2 separate regions of the Mus musculus genome follow, and region 2 is linked to region 1. Evidence: chromatin loops called from intact Hi-C (ENCODE). Cell type or tissue: left cerebral cortex. All regions are shown on one strand. Links, peaks and the distances in the headings refer to the core of each region. The heading gives the core; the rest is flanking DNA. Region 1 has its middle 14 kb from the start of Ctr9. Region 2 holds the start of Rnf141 (ring finger protein 141).

The links. Peaks named below come from ENCODE experiments on the same cell type or tissue, not always from the same donor. Only the 100,000 strongest peaks of a DNase experiment are listed, where the experiment ranks them.
Region 2: it touches region 1 in a loop (2.7-fold over the local background); 1 of 42 quality-filtered maps calls a loop at or near these places.

Annotation. Positions count from the first base shown.
Region 1 is chr7:111,012,660-111,018,042 of GRCm38, forward strand. No RefSeq gene overlaps it. Among named protein-coding and RNA genes, the nearest start is that of Ctr9, 14 kb to the right of the region's middle. In left cerebral cortex, for the core only: a CTCF peak has its summit at 2,482 (motif pointing left); DNase peaks (open chromatin) are centred at 2,468 and 4,436.
Region 2 is chr7:110,841,106-110,846,488 of GRCm38, forward strand. It overlaps Rnf141 (ring finger protein 141), which reads right to left and starts at 3,276. Exons shown (of 6, transcript NM_025999.3): 1 at 3,234-3,276. In left cerebral cortex, for the core only: a CTCF peak has its summit at 3,300; DNase peaks (open chromatin) are centred at 3,045 and 3,315; H3K4me3 peaks cover 1,387 bases; H3K27ac peaks cover 1,007 bases.

The sequences.
Region 1 (5,383 bases), core at 85-5,084:
GTGTGCTTGTGTATGTGCGTTCATGTAGGAGGGTGTTCATGTGAGTGGGTAAGTGTTCATGTAAGTGTGGATTCATGTGAGTGTACGTGTGTGTGCACATGAATATGGAGGTCAAAGTACAGTCTCAGGTGTCATCTTGTAGGCAGAACCATCAGTTTTTTGTTTTTAAGGTTTGTTCATTTGTATTTTATGTGTATGAGTGTTTTGCCTGTATGTCTATGAATACACCTGGTGTTTGCAGTACCTAAGATGGCAAGAGGGGGGTGCTGAATCTCCTGGGGCTGAAGTTCCAGGTAGCTGAGAGCTGTAGCATGGGTGCTGGGAATCAAACCAGATCCTCTGAGGCACTGAGCCATTTCTCTAGCCTCCATCATGATTTTTAAGAATAGGTCTTTCACTGAGACCTGGGGCTGGCCTGGTGGCCTAGGCCTGTCCCAGTGTCCCCAGAGTTGGATTACACAAGTGCACTACCACATTCAGCTCTTTTGTATTTAACTATGGTCCTGGGGATCAGCCTCAGGTCCTCGTGTTTTGAGCACTTTATCGGGCGAGCCCCAGCCCCAGCCCCAGCCCCAGCCCCAGCCCCAGCCCAGAACTGGCTTTCTAAGGTCCACCTTGCCTGTCCTACTCACCACAATGAGAACCTACTATAAGGCCCTCTTCCCTGCTTCCTCCACCACTCTGGTGAAAGTCAGATAAAGTCAGATACAAGAACTTTTGAGGTCTTAGTTCTTCATTACCCTTTTCTCCTCCAAAGAGCCTACCCAAAGCAGATCACATGAACAGTCTGAGTTCAATCAAGGCCGTTCCCTCCTGGAGAGGCACCCACAAGCTTTTGAGCCAAAGAACCCTAGACGGGAGGCTGAGCTCCACTCTGTGTTGAGCAGAAGGCATCCTCTCTGAGACATCTTCATAATCCATCTTCCAAGCAGGGTAAGTAATGCTCACCCTCAGAGTGGCTAGAGAGATTGGAGGGAGGAGCAGGGTGACAGCAAAGATTTTCCGCCCTCCAAATCCAAAGGCACTGGCCTGACTCTCATCTCGGCCTCTACAAAATATTAAGATCCACTTAGAGAGCCAGTCTTCCCCAGGGTTTGAATTGTGTCACTCTCTTTAGAAGAGAGAGAGAGAGAGGCTGCCATCCATCCTGGTTTAAGCACAACTGTCTTCTCCTACATGAAGTTCCATGAACTGCACACAGTGCCTTGTGGTCACACTAAGGATCAAGAGACCAAAAGGAAAGGAGGGAAAGCAGAGGCTGGGCCTGTTCCCGGCCTTCATCAAGAGCTCCGACGGGAGCTGCTTCTCACTGAGAATCCTGGATATAAGAAACAGAAAAGCCCAATATGAACGAATTAAAGACACACGGCAATGTGGTATCAGAACCTAAAGTCGAGAGGTGGCATAGGCTGTCCCAAGGCTCCAAATACTGGGGTGGTGGAAAACCACTGCCAGCTCTGTCTGCAAGCCTCTTGTCTGCACATCTCCATCAGCGTTTTCTGACTTGGCCTTTTCTTGGGGGTAACAGAGCAGCAGCCGACAGCTTCCACAGCTACTTCCTCCCTCATTCACTCTTAGAACAGCTGCAGCCACCAAGGCGATGTAGAGGGGCTGAGGTTGTGTTGGTACCATTAGCTGAGAGTTGGTTTGATCCTAGACTTAAATCACACTGTTGCTCTCTCTGCACACGGACATGGAGGTGAGAAAGAGGAACTTGGAATGTATCCATAAAACCCACTGCAGAGCCCCACCCCCTGGTGTGTTAGACTGTGAGTTAGTATGTATGCATGATAGGTCGTGGGTAGCAGGTGTATGCCTTTGAGCACATGAGTGAATGTTACATGGATGATATGTGCACATAAGTACATGCACGTGGCTTGTGGATTTATGTTGTGGTTCACATTTATGCAAAGTGTGTGAATTGAGAAACCAAAATCAGTTTCCATGCAAGACCTTGCACTCTGGTCACTGCTGCTGTGGCCTCGATGGCCCCCAATGACCTGCTGCAAAATCCCCTTCCCCAGCAGCACCTGTGACAGGTTGGACATATAAAACAAACACTAAAACCTGCTGAAAGAGAGAGAGAGAGAGAGAGAGAGAGAGAGAGAGAGAGAGAGAGAGAGAAGGAAAACTAGTTTAGAGAACGAAAGAAAGTTATTTCCAACCATGTATGTCCTGGGACCAGCACTTTAACCCTTCCTAGCTCCCTGCCTGGCTGAAGCAAAAAGGGCCCCAAATCCCACTTGTAGTCACTACATCCAAGTGTGAGGCAGCCCCGTTGTCACATCCACCTCCACCCGTCTTCCCACCTTATTTTTCTTTTTCCCAGGGACCCACAGGAAGACACTGGCACTCAGTGCTGTATCAGCAGATCTCAACACTCTGTCTTGACTCTTGTAAGCACCAAGTTCAGCTGAGATCTAGAGAAGCCCATGCAATGGCCGGAAGTCCCTGCTTTGCATGGCCCTCTGCTGCCCCCTGCTGGACTATACAGCCTCTGGCTCCCCAGCAACTACCCATTCATCGACCCTAAAACAAGGCTCACCAACACTTCACCCACCCAACACTACTCACTATGCTGGATCCTGTGAAAAGTCACCTTTCTTTTTTTTTTTTTTTTATTACGTATTTTCCTCAATTACATTTCCAATGCTATCCCAAAAGTCCCCCACACCCTCCCCCACCCCCACTCCCCTACCCACCCATTCCCAATTTTTTGGCCCTGGCGTTCCCCTGTACTGGGGCATATAAAGTTTGCCTGTCCAATGGGCCTCTCTTTCCAGTGATGGCCGACTAGGCCATCTTTTGATACATATGCAGCTAGAGTCAAGAGCTCTGGGGTACTAGTGAAAAGTCACCTTCTTGTTCCAAGGATCCTGTCCTTGATTTGTTTCTAAAAAAACCAAAAAGGTAAAGATGGGGTAAGGCTACTTTACAGAGTCACAGTCGAGTTAAAGAGTGTAGCCATTCCTGAATCAAACTTACTGTATGCCTGCTGTTTGCTAGATACTATGTCAGAACCAAGGAAAGGAAAGAAACAAAAAAAGGAACAATCCTTGGTGCTTCTTGCCCTGAATCAACACAGCAGTGAGTCAGGCTGACAATTAAAAAAACAAACAGACCTGCAGTGGGGTGGGAGGGTAAGGGGGCACTGGACAGGGAGAGGCAAGGAGCCAGGAGAGATGAAGCCAGAAGCGCATTGGGGCCAGGCTGTCCTGTAAAAGCACAGGAGGCCACAGAAGGCTGCAAAGGAAGACTGGGAGATGGTGCCTGTCCCTCTTTCTGCCCGCCCCTGGTGGACCCCTCCAGGCTCTGGGAACCGGCATCCCTCAGGGTCTGTCTCCTGCTCTTTTCTGTCTACATTTCTTGCCCCATTGTCGTGATTCTAAACAAGATCTGTATGGTGGCTGGTGTCTCCGTGTAGACCTCTCTGCAGACTGCAGATGAAATAAACACTTTTCTGCCTACATGTGGGTTTCCTAGGCACCCGCCCTCTTTATTTTAACTTTTTGGTTAGTACACAGAGAGGAATCACACTGTGATGTGTTCATACACATTCCTTGTTTCTCTGCCCCACATACACTGCCCCCCCATGCACAAAGCCCCATTCGCTGGTCCCTTTCCTTCCCACATGGTCCCCATTCTGTGACACTATATTCCATGGTCATCTTCCCACCTTCCATCCTCTTCTCTCATGGTCTCATTTCTTCTTTCATGTCATACACACACACACCATATATACACACAAATTTTTTTCTCTAGATTTTGTTTGTATCAAGTGAAAATACATAGTACTTGTCTTTCTCTGGCTAATTTTGCTTAACACAATGGTCTCTAGTTCCATCTACTTTTCTGAAAATGTCATAATTTCATTCTTTACAACTAAACCTAATCCCACTGTGTATCCGTACATTTCCGTCTCCGTGAACCTGTTGATGGGCGTCAAGGGTGGCTTCACTACCTGGCTGTTGGGACTACAGCAGAGGAAGCCTGGATGTACAAGTGTCTCTGAGGTACAGTGAGCTTTTTAATAAAAACCCAGCCCAGCAAGGTCCCAGCGCCTTTCTCCTGTAACTCACCCCATCTCAGCAAATCCAATACTCTCTGAGATCTTAGAATGTCAATAAGCCCAAATGCGGTGTTAAGTCCTTCAGTGTTCCTTGAGCCACCGGCATTTTAAACACATGTGTTTAGGTGGCTAGGTGAACGGTTCAGAAAGGCTGTGCATGGCAAGGCGCTTCAGGAATTAGCCTCCGTTCCTTCCTGCTCTCACTCTGCACCCAGTCTTGACTTCCCTTCCTTTCTTTCTCCACTGCTCACACAAATGATCAACACCTTCCCGGGCCTGGTCCACACCAGGTGTGGCTCTCTCGGTCCTCCCACCACCCTCCACATGACAGTCAGAATGTCATTGCTATTCTTTGGGAATCTGCAGCTTGTCACACACACCACACCCCCACGCTTCAAATCTAGAGGTTTTACCAAATCTGGCCCACATTGCTAGAGAGATGGCTCAGCTACTAAGAGCACTTGTGGCTCTTACTGTGGATCTGAGTTTGGATGACAGCATCCACACAACAACTCACAATCATCTGTAACTCCAGTCTCAAGGAATGCAACTTTCTTCTAACCTTCCTGGACATAAGGCACATGCATGATACACAAACATACATGCAGGCAAAATACTCATGCACATAAAACAAAATAAATAGTCTAAAAATGCATTTTAATCTAGCCTTCTTTCCAAAACATCTCATCCTTTTTTCCCTGTTTCCCATGCTCATGACACGGGTCCTTCATAGTCCCTTCAAACAGGAACTGGAATTGTCTCCTGCCTTCTCTTCAGGCATGCCACTTCTTTACCCAGGACACTCCTGTCTGCTCTTTATGAAGCTGACTGTGTCTTATTCACCTAGCTAACAAGACCTCCCCTGTCTCCTCTATACCAACTGTCTTCCCATACCAAGATGGACTTTGAAGTTCCAACCAATAAACAGGTTACAGGAAGAAAGTACTAAAGCCAAAGAAAAATCAGCACTCAACCCAAATAGCAGGTGTACTGTACAGGGAAAGTGTCAAAACAGGGCTAAGGAGGGGTGGGGTGCCATCGCCAAAGCCCAGCCCAGCCCTGAGTAGCCTCCACTGTTCAGAACCTAGAGACGAGGCAGCTGCCTGCCACCTTTGAGGTTACATGAGTTCTTGTCTCACTCATTACCTCCCACAGTCACTCCAGATGAAAGAATGTTCAGATGGAGACACTAACTCATAAAGTCACTTAAAATGCAAATTATTTTATTACCAATCCAAGAAAAATAAAGGCTCTTCTGAGATGACTATAAAACCCAGGGGCCTTAAAGAGAGACACCAATAAATTTGCACAAAT
Region 2 (5,383 bases), core at 297-5,296, 170 kb before region 1:
GATCTCCAGCTGTTCCCAAGAATAACTGAAATAAACAAGAGAAAACTATACATGTTGTATGGAGATGTCGTCACAAGAAAAATAAGGCCCAGATACTCACTGGACAAAGACAAGTAAATTGTGAAAAGATGACAGGACAATGGAGTTGGAGGTAGGGCTCTTAAGTGTGGGAAAGTATCAAGAAGCAAGCTACTCAGGGAAGTTTGTACTGATTTCTCTTGGCTTTGAGACCTAGCTCTGATTGTAAGATGTCTTCCTTTCTGGTAAAAGGCAGGTACTTTTGCATGACTGCTGCTGCTTCAAAAAGTATTTGTACCTTAAAAGACTTCTCATTCCCAAGTATCTTATTTTAATACCCTACACTACTCATCAAAACCCATCTGAAAAGAAGCCTCTGTTGTTTCTCAAATTAGAAAATGTTGCCTTGTGTCCCTGGTACCCTACCTTGATGGCAAGGTTTATAGTGTGAGGCAGTATATTGTTTTCCTGTAATTGCGCTTAATATCCAGAAAGCTGATTCAGTGACTCACGCCTACCTGAGGGCATGAAACAAAGGTGTCCACACTGGCTAGGAGGGAAGATGCTGCATTTAAGCAACATTAACCATTTCATCACTAGTGTAAAAATATGATTACTTATGGAGCCACTGAGATGAGTATCCACAAAAGCAATCTGCCGAAACCGCTCTTCAGTCACCAGCCTTTTCAGTGTTGTTCATCCATATATGAACAGCACGTATCGTTCAATGAAGTCGCTTTACTCAGTTCCCCCTTGAGTCTTCAGGACACACACCTGTGCTCTTGGGTAGTAGATAAGTATATAGTATTTCTCTAGTCAATATAGAAATACTTTTTTATCATTCATCTAGTATTCTTTTATTAGCTCAATCATTCACACTAACATGACATGGCAGTTAAAATGATATTTATGGATAAAATTGTGAAGTTATCATACACACATGCGTGCGCGCGCGCGCACACACACACACACACACACACACACACACACACACACATCTATCACAGAACAGTAGTATTGCTTACAGATATAATATGTAAACCTGCAAACCACTGGCAATAAGTTTCAGTAAAATACAAGTCTGTGGTCAAGATTCCTCAAAGAGCTGTGACCTCTTCTAGTTAAGACAGAGATGTGCTTCCCAAGAGCAGCCTGAGGGTCTCTGAGAAAGAGCTGTTATTCTGAAACTCACAGGGATATCAAGGATTCCAAGGATGTGCCACATTCTTCAGTGGGTGGCACACACAGTCAATTGCTTCTTTTTCTAACAAATGAGTTGTTGAAGTTCAAGTATTCCTTATAAGAAACACAACTGCATCACTAATAATACTCACCCAAGGAACTCCCTGAAAATGTGAAACATAAGTCATTCAGAAATGACACAGAGGAAAACTGAGCCCATCAAAGTGCAAGACAACTGGGTGAGGGCTGGAGAGTTCAGCTGGGAAAGGACCTCCAGGAAGCACCCGGGCCTCAGTTCTACCCCTGAACTCATGTGAAAGGACAGCGCAGTGGCACACTTGTGATCTTAGTGCCAGGCCGGGTGTGTGTGTGTGCAGGGACAGGAAGATCCCTGGGACTTGCTGGCCACTAGGTGTGTAGTCTATCCAGACCTAAGGCTGACTTCTGGTGTCACATCAGATGACTAGTCAACAATGACTTCGGTATCAAAGGCACCTTTGAAATTTGTTAAATTTTGTACCATCTTCCATCTTAGTAATACATACTAAGTTCTACAATTGGGGCTCGAATGACACTACTTAACTTATTATTCACTATTTATACAAACTCTAAGTTTATACAGATATCCAATGATTAGGCTGGTCAGAGTCGGTATAGAATCTAGAATGCCTGTTCTGGGGTCAAAGGTATTAAGGAGGAGAAATAAAACTAAAGAAATCTCAATAAAATAAAATAAAACCTGAAAACCTATAAACAAACAGAGTACTGAGTAAGTGCTGGAGTTCTAATAGCACCAGTTGTTAATTTTCCTTATAGATTATCCATTCATCCTTTCATGGATTCTTGGAAAATTGGCAAGTATTATAGACAGCCTGACAAAGCACACACCAAGTAGTAAGTACACTCTGACTTAGAAAGAAAAATATTCTCTTTGCACCTTCTCTACCTTTTTAGAAAGAGAAATCAACTTCCTCTAGTTAAAAGAATTTAGATATATTCAGAGAATATCTATCCTATATGTCCCTTATATATATGGTTCCCTTACGCCAAATGACAAAGATAACATAGTCTTGAAAAACACAATCATGTTAAGACAGAAACCGAAACCAGCCAGCACAAAAGGGGTAAAACAAAATCCACGCAAGTCCTGAGGGCTCTGAATTCAGAAGGCATTACTTTTCAAGGACAACTATCAGGACCATTGGTCGGGTGACAGTTCAAGCCCAAGTAAAAGTCTAAAGGGTGAATTTCATTCTATAGCAAGCACGGTAAGGGGGTGTGGAAAAGATGGTCTTAGTTTGAGAAGCACGGATTAAAAGCAACTGGGAGTGTTACTGGAGCTACATGTACTCCAGAAGAAGGACAAGAAATGCTGGGCATCAGGAAATGGGGCTGGGTCGGAATATGAAGAATATGAAGGTAGGCTGGAGACAAATTGCAACAACAGTAACCCCACAGTTTTGTAATGAAACTGCACACAGAAGGCAACTTACCCTACAATTATGATTAGCAAGGAAACTTTTTTTTTAATGTCGGTCCTCAAAAGGTAGCAATTAGCTTGACAAGCAAGGGCCCGGGTGCACTGCCGGGGCGGGTTTAGTAGGAGGGCTGGCCGACACCACGGGCCCAGGCTCTCCCTCAGAAGCCTTGCCCTGTGGCCACCCTGCCGCCCTGGCCCCAGCACCCGCCCCTCAGCCCCTCCTTGGCGCACCTGCTCTGCTAACCAACAGCTAAACTGCTCAGTGCGCCAGCGCCAAGATTCAAAACCGCTCGAGCTGATCTCTGAAAGCTCTCCTCAGCACCACCGCGAAGGCGGACCCAGAGTCTCCACCGCCACCGAGAAGGCGGACCCAGAGTCTCCACCCGCCCAGGAATCGGTGCCCAAAGCCCGCAGCCGAGGCCCTGACAAGGGGCCCTAGCTCCTCTGAAGCCCGGTTTCACACCCTGGTGCTGCCCGGGCCTCCACTCCCTACTCCAGGACCGTGGAGTGGCTGGGAAGGGACACAGCGAAGGGGCGGCGCTGCAAGGCTCACCCAGTTCAAGGCATCGCTCTCCTCGCACCAGGGACACCGCCTCGGCTGCTGCTTAGCTAAACCCGCTAGGCGGCAGCGGCGCGGCCCGCAAACCAGTCGCACCTCAGTGACGTAAGGCCACGCCCTCGCGCGTTGCCTGGAGACGGAGCTCCACCCCCCCCTGTTGGCTTTGGAGGTTTTTGTAGCTCAAGGCTGCTGACACACACCTGTAGGCAAAATAGTCACATACATAGAAATCAATAAAATTAAATACTTTTGTAAAAAAGGACAAAAAAATGAAGAGGCAAGTCACAGGCTTTGGAAAAGCAAAATATATTTAACAAAGGACTTCTAATTAGAATACACAATTCTTACCCCTCCCCCCCCCAAAAAAAAAAAAAACAACAACAACAACAAAAAAACCCACAATTTTTTTAAATGGCCAAAGACTAGACTAGCCTTTTAGATTTATGGATAGCAAATAAGCACATGAAATGATGTCTGAGACCATTATGCAAATTAGAAGGGAAGTGAATTATCAATACAATACCACAGTGGCTAAAATGAAAAGAACTGTATTAAATATTGACAAAGATGCTGAACAAATCTGTTCAGATTGTCTGTTGGGGATGTAAAATGATACAATCATTGTGGAACGAGATTGTGGCCATTTCTTTAAAACCTAAGCACAAACATTCCAACCACATAGTCCAGTCATCCTGCTTCTAGAATAGATCCACATGAAGACTAGTACACCAACATCAGATACCTGATGTGGTGGTTTGAATGAAAATGGTCCCCATAGGCCCACAGGGAATGGCACTATTAGGAAGTGTGGCCTTGCTGCAATAGATAAGGCTTTGTTGGAGAAAATATGTCACTAGGGGTGGGCTTTGAGTTTTCAGATGCGTAGGTCAGACCCAGTGTCACTCTCTCTTCCTGCTGCCTGCTGATCCAGATGTAGAACTCTCAGCTACCTCTCCAGCATGTCTGCCTGTGTGCTGCCATGCTTCCCACCATGACTATTATGGACTAAACCACGGAATTCTAAGTCAGCCCCAATGAATTGTTTTCCTTTATACGAGTTTCTCTGATCATGGTGTCTCTTCACAGCAGTAGAAACCCTATGACAACATATCAACAGGTGAATGGAAAACAACTGAAATAAAGTCACACAATGGAATATTACTCAGCAATAATAAAGAATACATGATTGACACACTTAACAATGTGGATGAGCCTGAAATACTTAGGCTGAAAGAAGATAGACCTTCCAAAAAAATTTTCTAGAATAGCCCCCGCCCCCAGGAATCTTTAGTGGCAAAATCAGATCAGTGGTTGCTTAGCGGGTGGTGTCAGGTAGGAAACACTACAGTGTTAGAATGGGAACTAGAGGTGGCTGACTCAACGGTAAAACACTTGCCTAGCATGTTTAAGCCTTGGCTCAGACTCAAACACAAGTCCTCCAAACCTTCAAAGGGTAAGAAGAAACATTTTAGGGTATTGGCTATGTTCACTGTCTTAGAGCATGACACCACAGACATGAATGTAATATGAAAACTTCTCAAATTGTACACCTTACTCATATATAGTTTAGTATATGCCAACTACATTCCCAAAAAGTTATGGGGTAAAGATGTAGCTGCTTCATGTTTTAAAGGTTCATATCTTTGTCTAACCTGAGCCCAGTCAGAAAAAAAATAGTCTCCATAAAGCACAGTTTTATAAAGTGGGACCTGTATTCCTTTTTATAGTGAGCACCACAAAGACTGAAATAAAGGAGAGATTGCAAGACCAAGGTGATATAACGTGGTAGTTATATTAAAATAATTAATGACCAGTCTAGGCAGCCGCTGCTTAGCATAACAAGTTCCTTTTTATGTTTGCATAAACATAATGAAGAACCCAGATGGTAAACAAAATAAGATCACTATTTTATTAAATAGTGTTACCTAAACATATGTCTTAGTCACTTTCTGTTGCTGTGAAGAGACACCATGACCATGGCAGCTCTTATGAAAGAAAGGATTTAACTAGGGGGTGGCTTACAGGGTCAGAGGCTTAGTCCATCATCGTCATGGCAGGGAGCATGAGGGCGTGTATGATGCAGAGGAAGTAGCTACATCCTGACCCACAGGCTGAGGAGAAACCCTGGGCCTGGAGTGGGCTTT